Linked DNA regions of Homo sapiens: region 2 is linked to region 1. Evidence: chromatin loops called from intact Hi-C (ENCODE). Cell type or tissue: heart left ventricle. All regions are shown on one strand. Links, peaks and the distances in the headings refer to the core of each region. The heading gives the core; the rest is flanking DNA. Region 1 overlaps NR2F2-AS1 (NR2F2 antisense RNA 1). Region 2 overlaps LOC112268156 (a long non-coding RNA gene).

Evidence for each region. Peaks named below come from ENCODE experiments on the same cell type or tissue, not always from the same donor. Only the 100,000 strongest peaks of a DNase experiment are listed, where the experiment ranks them.
Region 2: it touches region 1 in a loop (4-fold over the local background); 2 of 110 quality-filtered maps call a loop at or near these places.

Annotation. Positions count from the first base shown.
Region 1 is chr15:96,156,345-96,164,688 of GRCh38, reverse strand. The region is part of intron 3 of NR2F2-AS1 (NR2F2 antisense RNA 1); the gene reads left to right. The region is part of intron 1 of LOC112268156 (a long non-coding RNA gene); the gene reads right to left. Among named protein-coding and RNA genes, the nearest start is that of NR2F2-AS1, 170 kb to the left of the region's middle. In heart left ventricle, for the core only: no CTCF peak of the experiment used is centred there; a DNase peak (open chromatin) is centred at 4,188; H3K27ac peaks cover 594 bases.
Region 2 is chr15:96,091,096-96,099,439 of GRCh38, reverse strand. All of the region lies in intron 1 of LOC112268156 (a long non-coding RNA gene), which reads right to left. All of the region lies in intron 6 of LOC105369212 (a long non-coding RNA gene), which reads left to right. Among named protein-coding and RNA genes, the nearest start is that of NR2F2-AS1, 230 kb to the left of the region's middle. In heart left ventricle, for the core only: no CTCF peak of the experiment used is centred there; no DNase peak of the experiment used is centred there.

The DNA of each region.
Region 1 (8,344 bases), core at 36-8,035:
TCTAGAGCTCTAACATTCTTTGAATCAATAATAGCCCAGTGCCCTTTCATTTCTGGGCCCATTCATTTAGAGATAGGATAAAGTGGTCAAGAAAGCAAAATTCAGCTGTTGAGTCCAGAGGTAGTTGGAGATATAAATCAGAATATTTCTTCCTCCCAGATCAAAAAGAGAGAAGTTCTTATATCTGCTCGTGTTTGAAGCAGAGCAGCAAAAATTGTGGTGGATATAAAAATCTAGGCTTATTACAAGACCTAGGAAGCAATCTCAGGGGGATGGTCTTGCCATCAGTTACCTGAGATTATTTAATTACAAGCAACTCGTGATTACCTGTAAAGGCGAGAGATGCAGTGGAAAACTCAAACAATGCTTGTTGCAAAATCATGTACATTGGCTTGGGAATATCCCGTATGACATTCCCCCCCAGAAATTTGCCTTCCTAATTATGTTTTGCTTAGCCCAATATTAAAAATTAGTTAGTTTCCCCGGAGTAGCTCTGAAGTTAAACTGCGGAGGGAGTTGGTTCAAGAGCATGCCAATTGGAATATGGAGGATGAAACATTTTCTGGCACTAATGTGGCAAAAAATCCCAAAGTTATTTTAATCTTAAAGAAAAACATAATCTTGAGCACCTTACCAGCCTTCACATATTATCTGAAATGCTATAAACATTTGTAATGATTACATAAATGAGATTATTTTTATTTAGATATGTGTGTTTTTGCCTTAAGAATGTGTGTTCTCACTCTCATCCTTCTTGGCAGCTAAAGAAAATAATAAACCAATTTTCACAGACTCAAGCATAGTGCTCTGCACACACAATTGGGTCAGAAATATTTGTTGAATAAATAAATGCTCCTGCTTAGGAAGGGTCTCATTTTGTAGCATTGAAGACAGATTAGGCTAGATTTGGAAAGTTAGAACTAGAGGCGGATTAGAAATCTTGGATCCTTGGGCTACAACGTTGTCGTCATGGGGGGGTTCTTGATTGAATTCTCTTCTTTCTTTCCTTCTTCCTCCTTCCCTCCTTCCCTTCCTCCCTCCCTTCTTCCTTCCTTCCTTCCCTTCTTCCCTCCCTCCCTCCCTCCTTCCTTCCTTCTTTCCTTATTTTCCTTTCCCTGAATTTAAATGACTTCATAGTCTAATATTCCTAGAGCATATACAAACTTGAAAGTAGGCATATATTCCTGAAATTTATGGCTCTTATACAATTGCAAATCCAAAACAAATTTACAAATTGAATTCAAAGAAAATGACAAACTCAGCCTTCAAATTAACAACACTGACTTAATGTGATGGACAATGGTTTGCTAACGTTTAATTGCTACTCACAGCATTAATTTTGTTCCAACTGGTATGCTGATGATGTTTTGATTTTAGTATGCCTATATTTCCTTGTAATGTATAAGACAATTCCTTAACACTTTTCTGTATTTAAACTACTGCAAAACTTTGGTCCACACAGAATACTGGAACATCATTTAACCTTCACTTGGCAGAAATCCGTAATTTACTTACTTGGGGGCGGGGTCCAGGTTTTGTGGGGCATGAAGAGTATACAATTTTTAGGGCTTTTAAAAAAATATATATATATATATAATAAAAGTGAAACAAAATTGCTACGGTCCCTCCCAAGGCATTGGAAGGAATCTGCATAGGAGTCGAAGCTCAAGCTTCATTAGCTTCATGCTAAATCCATCTGTATTCATGTATCAAGCCCGTCTCTATTTTTTTCTTGTTGCTAATAAAGAAGAATGACCTGGCAACAATGAGGAGTGGCATTTTTTTAACTTTGGGAAGATCAATCTTAAATTACACATTAGTGTATTTAAAGATTATTCTCAACCTAAAAACAGAAAATTAAATATTGTCATTGATGACACAGAGACGACTGAGAAGTACCTTTTAGTTAAATTCTTTTTCCCTTGATAAATTCCAAGGAGGAGTTGCTGGAACCAAGTTTTAGAGCTCTCACCAACTTTTCTTGGTTGGATTTACAGAGGTCAAAGTTTGGAGTGCAACTAGAGAGGTTAGCAGTTCACTTTTCCCAGACCGCCTGGCTTCTCATAGCTTAATCTCTGGGCACAGCTGCTGTGAGCACACAGTCCCTGGGACTCATATCTTGCCCTGCTCCTGGCCTGATGACAAGACTGGGAGGAACTGTGGGCAGGTAAGGCCAAAGGGAACCTCAGACCAATATTTCTCTGGAGGGCAGAGGGACAAACAGAATCCAGAGGTTGGGATCTACCTTGGGGACAATGTCTCAGAGTCCAATGGTTGCAATGAGATGTGTTGTGAGTCAGAGCTAGGGAGGGAAACAGCAGGCACAGGGGATGTTGAAAGGTCAGCCAGGCAACGGAAACCAGGGGTCAGGAAGAATTCTGAGCTATGATATCAGTTGGCATGCATGGTGGGGCAGGTATTCATATCAAAATCAAGCAAGTTTCATTTTTCAGGATCCAAGATCTTCCTGCCTTCCTTTCCTGGTAGGACTCAAGGGATTCTTCCTGGGCTCATAGACACTAGGTGTGAAACCATGCAAAAGGACAGGAAATGGGTGTCACTCTTCTTTATTGAGGAGATTCTGGAATTATTTTTACCGGAGTTGATTAGAGAATAAAATGTGGTAGTCAAGATCAGACCTGTCCTCTCAGGCTCTTTTCCTTCTAAGACAGGAGAATCTTCTGAGAGGTTCCCATAGAAGAGAACCCTCACGCTGCAAGTATCCAGGATACACATTCTGATTCATGCGAGTTCTAAGAAAATCTTTATTTTGGGACATTTGAGGCTTGTCATCAAAGAACTCTAACTTTCTATCTCCCATCTATCTATCTATCTATCTATCTATCTATCTATCTATCTATCTATCTATCATCTATCTGTCTTCTTTCTATATATTTTCTATTTTCTATATATATTTCTATTCTATATATTTCTATTTTTTATATAATATATATGTGAGATATATATCACAGAGAGATGTATTCTTTTTCTCTATATATATATGTGGGAAAGTGTTTTGTAAATGGTGAAGAACTACTGTTGTTATAATCCCATTTCTGTCCAATGTAGATGCTGATTTTTATCTTGCTTGATAATTGTTTTCAGGTGAGATTATATCCGATAAATACTTTTTAAATTCCTTTTTCTTCTGTTTCCTTTCTGTTTGTTTTCTTTTTGCTTTTGTTTCTTTAGTTTTCTGGTGAAAAATGATTCCATTGGAAATTTTATATCAGAACAAGTGTTTTCAGAAAAGGAAGGGATTCTCAGATTTAAAGGAAAAAGTTTCCCTAAAAGTCAGAGCAGCTAGAGCTACTAGGAAACCCCTTTATCTAATCAATCAAGTCTTAACTATAACACACTCAACCGATGCTTGGGTAGAATATAAATTCCAAGTCACATGAGGTCTTATCAGTTATAATACTGAGAAAGAATTAGCCCCTCTGTTTTGGTAAGATGATAGCTGTGGGCTAATTCGTTTTTTCTTGATATATTTGGGGGATTTGAAAACTTAGGAAGTAAACAGGTTATTTTGTTCAGGGAACCTTTTCTGAAAGAGTTACCAGGGTTCATCTGATGCCATTAGCTTTGCCAGTAATTTCCATGATGTCAAGGGCACATGGGAGATTAAAGAGGGATTAAGACCTGCTTGCACAGTCAAAGCATCACAGTAAATTGACTTGACTTGGCAGGCTACACTTCAGGTTGGCACCTTTTCACCACCTAATCATATACAATCCAGGTTTGCAGTGTTAGCTAGGCTACTTTCACAGAGGCCAAGAAATGTTAAGCAGGCAAGGTAGGAGGTGAAAGTTGCTGGGAAGGAGTGGATGGACTTCCAGGAGAATGCTCAAGGCCAGGCTGCCACCATGAGCTGCCGAGGAGGATTAAAACATTAAGGAAAATGCTTGTTGTTGTTGTTGTTCTTTTTTCCTCAGAATCTTTCAAAAATGAATTTCATTTTCTATTTACCCTCCTTCCACCCGCTCCCAAGTTTTCCAGATATACGTTCCTCTTAAAACCTTTTTAATCGCTCAGGTTATTATCAACTCTTCTGCAAAAGGAATCAGGTTTGCCCAGGAACTTCACTGAATAAAGATGAGTTTATATCTTAAAAAGGAAACAGCTGGATGGCAAAAGCCAGGGCGGGAGGCAGCTCTTGTTTCATTAGTGAAGGGAAACTCGAGGGCCCGGAGAGAACAACTGGGCTGGCAGCCACGGCGGGGAGAAGAAAAGGAAACACACGATCATAAAGAACTAATCATGAAAAATGGAAAGTGAGAAAGAGCCAAGAACAACAAGCAATAAATAGATTTGGAAGGGGGAAAAAGATGAGGAGGAATGAAAAGCTATGCTCAGGAAAGAAGCAACAAGAGCATGTGCGTTTCATTTGAAAAAAATTAATGATTCTGAAAATCATTAAAAAGTCTTAAGGAAAATGTTTTAAGATAGCTTTTCAGACCCAGGTTTTATTTCTATGTGTTGTTTCAGAGTCTATTCCAGTGCATGAAAAAAAAAAATCATGTGGAACTAGTGGGAGAAACTTAACATACAATGTGCCTGAGTGATTGGTTTCCCTCTGCTTTTTTTTTTTTTTTAATGATTTCTGCCTGATGGTGGGGAATAGAAGCAATTAGTTTGGCTATGTAGGATCACTGATAAATCTGGGGATTCTAAGATTAACTCATACAATTCTAGTCGTAATTAGAAATATCAAATACATTTTCACCTGTGCAGTAATCACGTAATGTTCATTTATTTGTCATGAGGGGGTGATGATTCAGCACTCACAGGTATATCTTTAAATATTTTCAGACGAAATGAGCATGGATTTAAGGAGGAACTAAGAGGAAAACCGGATCCTAGTCTGTCCTTCATCTTGAAAGAGGACTATTGGTCATGTTCATATATTTTATCATGTTGAATCTGTTCATCGAAACATAGCCAATAGTCCAGGCAAGCCTAGAGAGAAGATATATGTATATATATATATATATATATATATATATATATATATATACACACACTATTTGAAGTTTCACATCAGTTACAGATAATACTTTACAAATTAAATGTTGTTGGTCTTTTATTTGGGGGATGCCTTATTAGCTTTTTAAAAATTAGTTTTTAATAGCAGCATTTGTTTAAGAAGGAAGAAAAAATGCTTGGTGGTACCTTCTGGAAGGTACATTAATCTTGTTAATGACACCACAGTTCATGGTTGGCAAAACAGGACTTTTGAATCAACCTGTATTGTGTGTGTGAATGTGTATGTGCTTGAGAAAGAAGGCCAGGGCACTAAAGATACATGAGAAGTGCATGAAGACAGGATGCAGGATTTCCTATGATTTTATGTTGTTCTTAATTAGGAAGCATATTGGCAGCAAATGCTAACATGTGTTAGGATGTTTAGCTGAAGCCAAATAAATGTTTTCTATTACAACTCTGAATTCCATGCCTGGTCGGAACCCGTGCTTTTCTGCTCATGGCTTACAAAATCCCGTTAAAAGTCATCTCAAGGGCCAATTTTCTGTTGGCTCACAGAGCAAAATGACTTTCACCACATGTTTTCCTGAAGGGTTATCTACAACTCCGGGTGGAAGTCAAAGATTGGAAGAGGATGACCTCTGATCCTGGAACTGCATTGCTTGGTGGTCAGGAGGGGTTCTTAGTAAGCAAACTCAGTTTAATCCCAGAGTCGGAAGTGGGTGTCAACAAGCCAAAGCAACATCCTTTCAGCTCTGCTGCTTTTTTGTCTTGGTGGAGGAATAGCCAATGGAAGAAGATGGAGAGTCCGGACCAAAAAAAAAAAAAAAAGATGAGGTAAAGTAGCTACACTTGTGTACATAAGGAACCATGTAAAAGTATGCTATGTATGTATGTATTTATTTATTGTTTTGAGACAGGGTCCTGCTCTGTCACCCGGGCTGGAGTGCAGCGGCAGGATCTCGGCTCACTGCAACCTTCACCTCCCGGGTTCAGATGATCCTCTCACTTCAGCTTCCTGAGTAGCTGGGACTGCAGGAAGGCCCCACCATGCCTGGCTAATTTTTGTATTTTTAGTGGAGACAGGTTGCCATGTTGCCCAGGATGGTTTCGAACTTCTGAGTTCAAGTGATCCTTCCGCCTTGGCTGGCCAAAGTGCTGGGATTAAAAGTGGGAGCCACCGGGCCCGGCCATTTTTTTCTATCCACGTCTTTTTCACTGCTGTGTCTGAGAAATTTTACACGCTCTCATATATGTAGCTGAAATGATGCAGGAGTTCCCCGGCACCAGCCGCTTGGTACTCTCATTTATTAATATCAATAAATCAATGAAGCCAGGTTGCAAGGCATTCTTAGGTATTCATTCACCATGCTAGGACCGCATTGCCTGGAGCTCTTCAGCAGTTTTTCACTGCAAGGCCTTCACACAAGCTAGTCCCTCTTTCTGGAACATTCCTCTCCACGTTTTGCACGGCCTATTCCCTCGCCTGGTTCAGATCTCTTCCCAATTGTCCTTTCTCCTCCAGCTTTCCTTGATCCCTTCATCATTCTTTCCTCTATTTGTATTTATTTATTTTTGTTCATTGTTTTCTTCCCTCCTCTAGAATGCCCATTTCAAGAACGAAGGGAATTTATTTTGTTTTCCCTGCTGTGCCTCAATGCCTAGGACAGTGTGAAGAACATAGAAGGTGCACAACTAATAATTTATTCACTGAATTAACAGGGCCAGGGTGTTTTTGTTACTTGTTACAGATGTGTGTGTAACATTTTCAAAGCCTTGGAAGTTATTAAATCACTTTCCCGCATTTTATATGCAAGACTCCTATTATTCTTAATAAGAGTCAGCTGTACATCTAGACTGCATTAAAAAATAAGCAAAACTACATTTTCCTTGGCCTTGTAAACAATCCCACATGGTATATGGGCCAAAAAAGGAAAATTAACAAAAAAGGGAGAATGTACCAAACCATATTCAGTTAGTAAAAGGGGATGTTTTTCCATATTCTTAAATGAAGATCTTTTACCCAATATATCCAGTCTCTCATAAACCATGAAATGAAGTGACTGGGTATCAGAACTAATTTTCAGAAGAAAAACTGTCATCTTTAAAGCAGTAAAATCTTCATAAAACTGTGTAAACTAATTACTGGGTTAAGTAAAATCACTGAAATATATCAGGACCTTCAAATGTCTCCAGGGCAGACATAATATAGTAATTCTCTAATAGTCACTCTGGGGAGATACTGTAATGGGCGGGATGAAGTCATTGTAATATTCTCATTTAGTTTGGGTCCTGAGACTTATAAAGAGAATACCGGTGGCAGACTGCACATACGGAAGAGATGCCTATTTATTTCACATGATACTAGCTGGCCTTTCCAGGCTGTGGATCATGAGCTCAGGGGAGCCCAATGGAGATGGGCATACTCATTTGTTCTGCAGAGAAGATATGCCGAATGTTTCTTCTCATCCCTCCTCATCAAAGAGAGTGGAAAATATTTTGTGTACAGTATTTTTTGCTTTAGGTTATTTAGAAGCCTTATGTATATTAGGTTTTTACATGTGAGCAAATAACTAAAAACAAGAGCAGGACCTACCAGAAGCTTCAACAGAACAGACAGACCATGGAAGACCTCATGTTCTTTTGAATTAGTGAAAAGCTATATAGTTTAAGTAGGTATCTTGGTAATCTAGGATAAATCACAAGGATTGGGTAAACTCAATGGAATATTGAAGGTTTATTTTATTAGGTAATTTTATATACATTTAGGCCACGTGCAGTGGCTCATGCCTGTAATCCCAGCACTTTGGGAGGCCAAGGCGAGTGGATCACTTGAGGTCAGGAGTTTAAGACCAGCCTGGTCCAACATGGTGAAACGCCATCTCTATTAAAACTACAAAATTTAGCTGGGCATGATGGCACTTGCCTGTAGTCCAGCTATGCTGGAAGCTGAGGCAGGAGAACTGCTTGAACCCAGGAGGCAGAGGTTGCAGTGAGCCAAGATCACACTACTGCCCTCCAGCCTGGGCTACTGAGTGAGACACCGTCTAAAAAAAAAAATATATATATATATATATATATGTATATATATCTGTAATGTGACATTGTTTTCTCAAACCTCAGACTAATCTTATGCTCAATATGGAAGATAATCATAACTCATCACTCTGGATTATAACTGCTTACATATGTCTTTCTTATGAGATAATGCACCTTGAAGGTAAGGACTTCACTTTATTTGCTTCATTCTCCAGTGTCCAATTTGTGGAATGAATGAATGACCCTTAACAGAAACCTGACTGTGATTCCCTTCACTATTAACTTTTCCTAGAGTTATGAATTCCAGTTAGAAATTTGTTCA
Region 2 (8,344 bases), core at 284-8,283, 65 kb after region 1:
TTCATTCTTTATTCTGATAATACTTTAAATTAGGGAAGAATAGATTATTTGCAACTAGAGGCTACTGTGGTGGGTTCCTTGGTAGGTCAACAGGTTCCTTCTTGGTCTATCTGAGACTTTAGGGAATTTTCATTCTTTACTTATTTTCCTGGATCCTGAAAGGAGGTAAGGGGTCATGGCAGGAATTAGAAAACAAGTGAAAGCCACTTTTTATTAAGTAGGCACTAAATATAGAGGGGTGAAATCAAAGATTCCAGGGATGCTATGCTTGCACACCAGGTCTGCCATTCTAGCCCCGTGCTTTGTGTATGTCATAGTGTGTAGTTCAACGAAGACCAGTCCTTTGAAGAACTCACAGGGTAAAAGGCAGGAGCTCTAAAATGCAAGGCGTTTTCTTGTTTAAAGTTTCTGGTCAATATGCCTGAGTATCTAAGGGATGGCCAAGGGTATTGGCATAGGAGTAGAAGTGGAGGAGGTAAAAGAAGATGGAATGGTTTCAAGAAGTTATAGGCAGTCAGGGGACTCCTACCTGAATCCCAGAAGGTTGTCAGATGTTGCCTTAAGGGCATTTTATTTTAGTTATAGGTTTGGAAGAGTCATTTTAGCGTTGTTTCAACTTTTCTGGGGGGTGTGAGGAATAGGGAGACATGGGGAAATAGAAAAAGCTAAGGAATCAGAGCTTCACTGTTTTTTCTTTTTATTTTTTTTAAAGACACATTTTTCTCTTTTTCCAAATTAATGTATATTTGAAAACTTTGGCTTCTGGGTGGATCCCTCTGGATCTTGTCTAATGAGCATCCATGTATTTGAAGTGGTATCAGCATGCACACACCTTATGCTCTGCCTTTTGTTTTACTGCATGCTAGTTCATATATTCTGCATGTCAATATTGTTCAGTACTAGTCATTTTTAATAGCTATCTGTGTTGTGGCTAGTTAAGCTACTACATTTGAGTTGTCCTGTGCCTAAATTTTTACAGTTGATGATCTTTCTGATTTTAAAGATTGTATAAACTTACATAATGTAATGTAAAGTGTTTGCGTTGGTGTCTAAATTAGATGCTGGCTAAGGGTTGCCCTCTTTTCTTTCCTTTTGGTTCCCAATTGGATGCAGCCCCCAAACTTTGAGATTTCTGACTCCCAGCGCTCATCTCCAAAACCATCAATCCCAAGAAGGTGATTTTCATATAATAATTTTCTGCTCATAGTTTTAACCTCTTTTGGTGCGTTTCTATTATTTCTTTGTCCTTACTGGTGGTTACACCAGCTCCCAGTTTAATATCATTTGCACATTTCATTAATATGTGGCTTACTCTCTCTTTGAGATCCTTAATAAAGATGTTAAATTAGATTGTATCTGACATTGACCCCTGGGGCACTGCAATACTTTAACGATATCCCGTTTTCCTGTCTACAGTCTATAGAGTTCTTGCAGAATGTGCAAGGAGCAGCTTCAACCTGGGATAAATCTTCAATTTTAATTCTAAAGCAGAAGTCAAGTCATGTGGTTGGGGATAACTTGACATTGCCAGAACATACTTGTAGCTGCTAGGAAGTCATATTTTAGCAATTAAGTACAGGTTTGCCAGAATTCTATGTCAGATTGCCAATCTGCTGACAATTACAAGAGATAGTCTCTCTGTCCTGCTTACTGTATTTCAGTCAAACTGAGAAGGGTCTTGTCTTAAAAAAAAAAAATGAAACTAGGCTTTTTTATTTTAAGGCTTGCAATCACCTTTCACCAGGTTTTAAACAGCAGGCTTCTTCTGTGTTTCAAAGCAGATTTGTTAAAGGAATGGTTGTACCAATTCACCAACGTAGGCAGAATTCAGGGAAGCACACCAAGTGCCCCACTGAGAGTCCAGACGTGAAAGCCACTTTCAAATTTCAAGAATTTACAGCAAGTTCTTTTTTCAAATTGGAAACATTTATTTTTTTCTAAATAGCAAAGGTATAATACCCTATGATATTTTTGGCACAGAATTTAACTGTCTCATCATATTTGATTTAATCAGAGAAATCTATATATTTATATCAGATGCAAAATTTTTTCAAGTGAATTGAAGAATAATATCTTAAAAAATTAGGTTGCATTATCAAGTAAACTACAATGTCTATGAAATGCAATTGACTATGGTTAAATGAAATGTATTCTTTAATCATATACCTGTAAAGTCTTCTAAGTCCCTCCAAATTATCAACTATCTTAAACGTCACATGTTAGACATTCTCATCAATTTCTCTTGTTCTGCCTTAAAGTAAACTTCGTTAGCTTTGCAAAGATTTTGATCTCATCTTGGACATACATATTAAGACAATTCCTTAGATTTTAACAGAAAGAGAATGATTAAAGGAACACATATAACCAGAACTTGAAACTGGCCCAGTAAATACAATTTTTTTTTTTGGAACTGTAAGCATGACTAAAAGTGCATTTTGGCATCAAACGCAGAAGGTTGTGTACGTTCTACAAGGTGATGGAGGAAAGACGCGCATGTGGGGGTCCTCCCTTCCAAAGGGTTTTTTCACATGTGTATGATTCATTGTGTCTTGGAAAATACAGTTTCACCCAACTGGTTCCTTGTATTTGGGAACCTGAATTCTGAAGCACCCGAGTGAAATTCTCAATGTCGCCTCTACTCTCTCATTGCCCTACCCAACTCCACGAAGAATGACTGACCCCACCCACTTTAAGAAGTAAACAATGATTTGGGCAGTTCAGCCAAGAAACCAAAACAGATTAATCTCTGTGTGTAATGAAATGTTTAAATTAGTAGTGTTCGATTGGGTTGAGATTTGGTGGTAGAATTTAGATAGTTCCCTCAATTCCTGGCTTCTATTTTGGGTGAACAATAGGATATCAGAACATTATGTTATACTCTCCTGACCTCAAGGATCTAATAGTTTAACGGGCAAGATAAGGGTTGTGTAAGGAGGAGTTAGAATCAGATGAGATGATGCACAGTTTGATGCAAAAGCAAAACAGAGAAGGAGGCAATCAGTGTGAGAGGAGTTACTATTTCCGAGGCCTGGCCTTTGGCGCTCGGGTCTCCTCCTCTTATACCCTTTTGCTGCTTTGAAATCTGTTTATTTGTCTAGCGTCTTTTCCCTTGAGCTTTGAGTTCTTTTATCCAACTGCCTACTAAACAATGCCACCTTAAAACCCAGGAAGCCCACAGGGCCAACCTGGTGGTGGACCTTTCTCTTTTACTCTGTGCCGTGCTTAACACACTTCCTGGAGTAATCCAGCTTCAGTGTGGTATACTCAAACCAGTCGTCCTGCAAACGTAGCTGTAGATGTTCTGGCTTCCGTATACTGCTGAATCTTTAGCCAATTAATTTTGCCAAAGCACTTTTGATGAAGTTTGTAATACAAGGTAGACATTGACAGCTGTTCTAGAACCACTCCAAGCATCATCATGCTCTGTTGATCTCACTCATTCCACCTCGCAAAAATGAGATGTTCCTGCTGTAACTTCTTCATTCTTCCTTCTCTGCAAGAACAAATGCCAGGCCCAAATGTTTCCTTCTTGTTTCTAGAGGTGGAGAAACACTTTGTACACCAAGTCCTGGGGAAACAATGAGTAGATCTAGCCTCTTACCCAGCATATGGGTCAGAGAATGGGAAGAACCAAAGCGAGAGCAGCAGAGAGAAGCCTTCTTCTATTTTCCTATAAACCATGGCTGACTTTCTTCCTTCAAGTGGTGTTTGCTCACTTGTCATAACTGAGCAGACTATCATAAGCCGTATTTTTCTCAGATCTCCTGTTTATACTACTTCAATGCTAGAATAGGTACTTGTAGTTAAGGTTTGGTATATAATAAGTTATTTTATGTGGGGAGTATAATGTGGTTCTAATAGTCTATTTAGCCTGCTTTTTAGAATGGATAGTGTTGCTACTATTTAAATGTTATTCTAGTCCTTGAGCCAAAATGCTTATTAAAGTATGCAAACATAACTTATCCAGAGAATTCCTTAGACAACCAATAGACACACATTGAAGAGAAAAACATTGTTAAATTACTATTTTCTTAAGTTTTTTGGTTCACAACCTACCTAACTAACATCTTTCAGCTTGGAATTAGAATGAAATGCAAAGTGTGGCATTGATTTTGAATGCGTGCTGTGGCGGACAGAGACCCATGATAGAAATAGAATAGAATTCTGCACACACATATGAATGCACCCCAAGCATATGGGCATGTGGATGTATCAACCACTCTCCTGCACGTCTCTCCTTTGGCAAGGAACTGAATCTTGGCATCTTAGTTTCTACAGTTGTTTAATGGGCTTTATTGCACTTGATTTGTCTACCTCATAGAGTTTCTTTGTTAATCATCTATAAAAAATGCAAGTCAGGCCAGGCCGGTGGCTCACGCCTGTAATCCCAGCACATTGGGTGGCCGAGGAGAGTGGATCACCTGAGATCGGGAGTTTGAGACCAGCCTGACCAACATGGAGAAACCCCGTCTCTACTAAAAATACAAAAAAATTAGCCGGGCTTGGTGGCGCATGCCTGTAATCCCAGCTACTCGGGAGGCTGAGGCAGGAGAATTGCTTGAACCCAGGAGGTCGAGGTTGCAGTGAGCCGAGATCGTGCCAATGCGCTCCAGCCTGGGCAACAAGAGTGAAACTCCGTCTCAAAAAAAAAAAGGCAAGTCAGGTTGTGTCACTCTCCTTTGTTGAAGCTTTCCCTGAATCTTTTTTGTGGCTTTCTGTGAGTCTTTGAACAAACAAACATATCCTTACGATGACTTCAGGGCAGCACATGATCTGGCCCTGTTTCTCTCACTAGCCTCCTCCTTAATAACTCCTCTTGGTAATGACTTCTTTTTAGCCCCCACTGGCTTTCTTTTAAAACCTTGAATTCACCTTAGCATACCTTTCTGAGAGAGGCCTTCTGACACCTGACATCCGGAGCTAGGTTCCAATCCTCTGTCGTGCTGGGTCCACACCCCTACCATTCTGCACTAGGTTTGGTCTTGTCTGACATATGTTTGAAGAGCCCCTGAATGCCTCCTTCACCAGACTCATCTCAGTCGTGAGCAACTTAATTCTTTATCTGATTAGATGGTATTAGATTAAGACTGATCTTTTCTTCAGACTCTCATCCCCATCAGGGAAGGGCTGAGCTCTGACTTGTTGACACAGCCCTCCAGAACCCAGTAGACTACCAGACATGGAACATTTCGTAGGTGAATGAAGGAAGAGAATAAGATGATGCCAGTGATACCCAGTGTAAAACGGCAAACACCACTTACATGTAAAATATTAATTTCATGTGTTTGAACTGATCAATCACAGAAGCAAACACATATATGCCATTTTTGTAAACACTTTTACAAGTAGAGATTAACCCGTGGGCCAGCAGGAAGACTCTCTCAGGCAAGAGGTTAAGGAATTGTAGCACAATTCCCCATGGTTTTGGAATTTGATGTCTTTTTAACGGAAGTGCCTCAGTGTTCTATTTCCAAGGAAACTCATCAATCATAAGTGCCAGAAATGAAACATTTATTAACAAAAAAGAAATTCAGGTAATATGTATATTTGCTATTTCAGTCGTCGTGTTTCTTATTTCGAGGACAAATGCCTTCTCCAACTCTGTATTAACATTTTAAAATAATATTCATTTGCATTTTACTTCTTGATAGCACTTAACATCTGAAGGATTAGGAAGGAATTGTTCTAGCTGATAAGTATTGAATTAAACTTGGAGAAACATTTTTTATCTGATGACCTTCATCATGGTGAATCTGTTTAGGTTTTAGTGCAAATCAAATTTTTCAAAGTACTCTAGAGAGAGGTAAGAAGATAGGGTTTTTATCTCTGTAATAAATTTTGGATTTTAAAGACTTGTTTAAGACTTATTTGGCATAAGTCAGTTTAAAACTCAGTCTTTACATTTTCTTTAAAAAGGAATATTCAGTAAACCATTATGATTCTGAAGCAGAATAAAATTTGTTTAAATTCATAGATGAAAGTTGGTTTTGTAAGACTGTAGTTTTCTTTCTGAAAACATCCATTATAGGGCTATCTCATTGGAAAATTGAATTAAAAACAACCTTTCCCATTATATCTAAACATACACATAAAGTTGTTTGTTTGCACAGCATGACAATGGAAAAATAAAATGAAGCATTCTGAGCTAAATGTTTGGAGGTGATATCACTCTTTGAGAATTTACAGCTCAAGTTTAGGGCTGTTCTACAGGAAAGCCATGTGTTTTACAGACAAGACCATTTTTTTCCTTAATAGGTGGTCAGTTTCTGCAACAAGTAAACCAGAACGATTTTAGAGGTAAACAGAGAAGATAAGAAAGAGGGTGTCCATGTATTTTTTTTTCCTTCCGTAAAGTTCAGATCATGCATCATCTCTAATGAGCTTGATAAAGCATAGCAAGGCAAATGTGCCATAATTCATCATGTTTTCCATTTCAAAAGTGACAGGCAACCTACAGGAAAAAAAGTCTTTATTTTGTAACAATAAAAAAAGGAGGTGAGATAATCACATTTGAAATAACATCTGCAAAGGAACTCTTAAAGTCCACATCGAATATGAAAAATTGTCTTATATTGGGGTTTGTTTGGTTGACATGATGCCAAAAATTACCATGAGTGCCTGTAAGCAAAATGTTTGCTTTTAGTATTTAATCCAAATCTAGTAGAAAAAATTTAAAAATCTTTAAAAATTTTGACAGAGAATGTGCTCTTATTGTGAGAAATGGCAATACTTGGACTTGTTAGAAAGTTTCCATTAGCTTTCACTCAATAATGTTAAACATTACAGCACAAAATGTCAAAAGGTTTAGATCAAATTTATTCTGCAAAAAACCATAATGTGCTTATAGTAATTTTCTGAATGTTTGCCTATTTCTAAAAATGGCTCAACAAAATAGCATCTCAAAAATGCATCTCTTTTTGGTCCAACCATTTTCTTTGGAAATCAATCACATTTTCTTATACCATGGACCTGAGTATCTTAGACCTCACACAGAGACAAGAAGAGTTGGGAACCAACTCAATATATAGGATATAATCACATCTTTAATGCCTCAAGTCATTCTGCCTTATCTGCAAGTAAGTGAGGGAGGATGGAACATGGTTTGGTCACTGTAAGAAAAATAAAAGCTACTATCAAAAAGAAACGTTAATTTTTTGCAGTGTCTCAGAACTACAAACACACATTTAATCACAAAATATGTCACTTTTTCTAATAACTCAAGAAGTCAATTTGTCTTTACTAAGAATTTTAAGCATCATGTTTATTTAAAGTTCTAATCTGTGAAGTAATGAAGAAATAACAGGAATGGTATGTGGGATAGTAACTTTTTCTGTTTAGAATATAAGAAGTGTATTTACACAAAGACTTAAAATATAGAAACACATTTGGTTCTAAATAATTACAATTAATGAAGACCCTGAATCTTCATATTGAGGTACCGAGGTCAAAGGCTCTGCGGTTAAGTTGGAAGCTGTTCTTTATAACTTTCTTTGCACATTAGAACGCATAATATTTGGTAGATTTAGAGAAAAAAGTCTGGTGGGACTTAGAATCACTGAGTTTATATAGTATGACTAGATGTATACTTGCAGAGCAAATTCCATCATTGTTATATCCTTATGTATAAAACAATATCTTTTATATGTAACAATATATTTTATTTTATACTTATGAATATTAAATATTCTGTTTAATAACATTCCAGTTATAACAGCTCAATTTACTTGCCACTGAGTTATTAATATGCCACGGCATAGCAAACTTTTTTTTCTTTGGGTACTCAAGAGCTTCTTTTTATTATTGTCTTTGAGCTTTTTAACAGAAGAGAAAGAAAAAATATGATTATTGGCCAGATGCAGTGGCTCACACCAGTAATCCCAGCACTTTGGGAGGCCAAGGCGGGTGGATCACTTGAGCCCAGGAGTTGGAGACCAGCTGGGGAAACATGGTGAAACTCCATCTCCGCAAAATACACAAATATTAGCCGAGTGTGGTGGGGTGTGCCTGAGTCCCAGCTACTCGGGAGGCTGAGGTGGGAGGATTGCTTGAGCCCCAGAGGCAGAGGTTGCAGTGAGTCGAGATCACACCACCGCACCTCAGCCTGGGCAACAGAGCAAGACCCTGTCTCAAAAAAAAGGGAAAATATGATTATTTAAATTCATCTAGTCAACCCAAACTTTTTCTATATAATGAAACAGCATATTGAATTTTCCTCTCAAAAGTTTATTCATTTTTGTTATTCCCCCAAATAGCATTCCTTTAAGGACGATGGCATTTGCTTCCTTCTTCCCTGCTCTCTCAAATAGAGGTGGTTGAAAGTCCTTCCAGAATTCCCTTTCTTGTT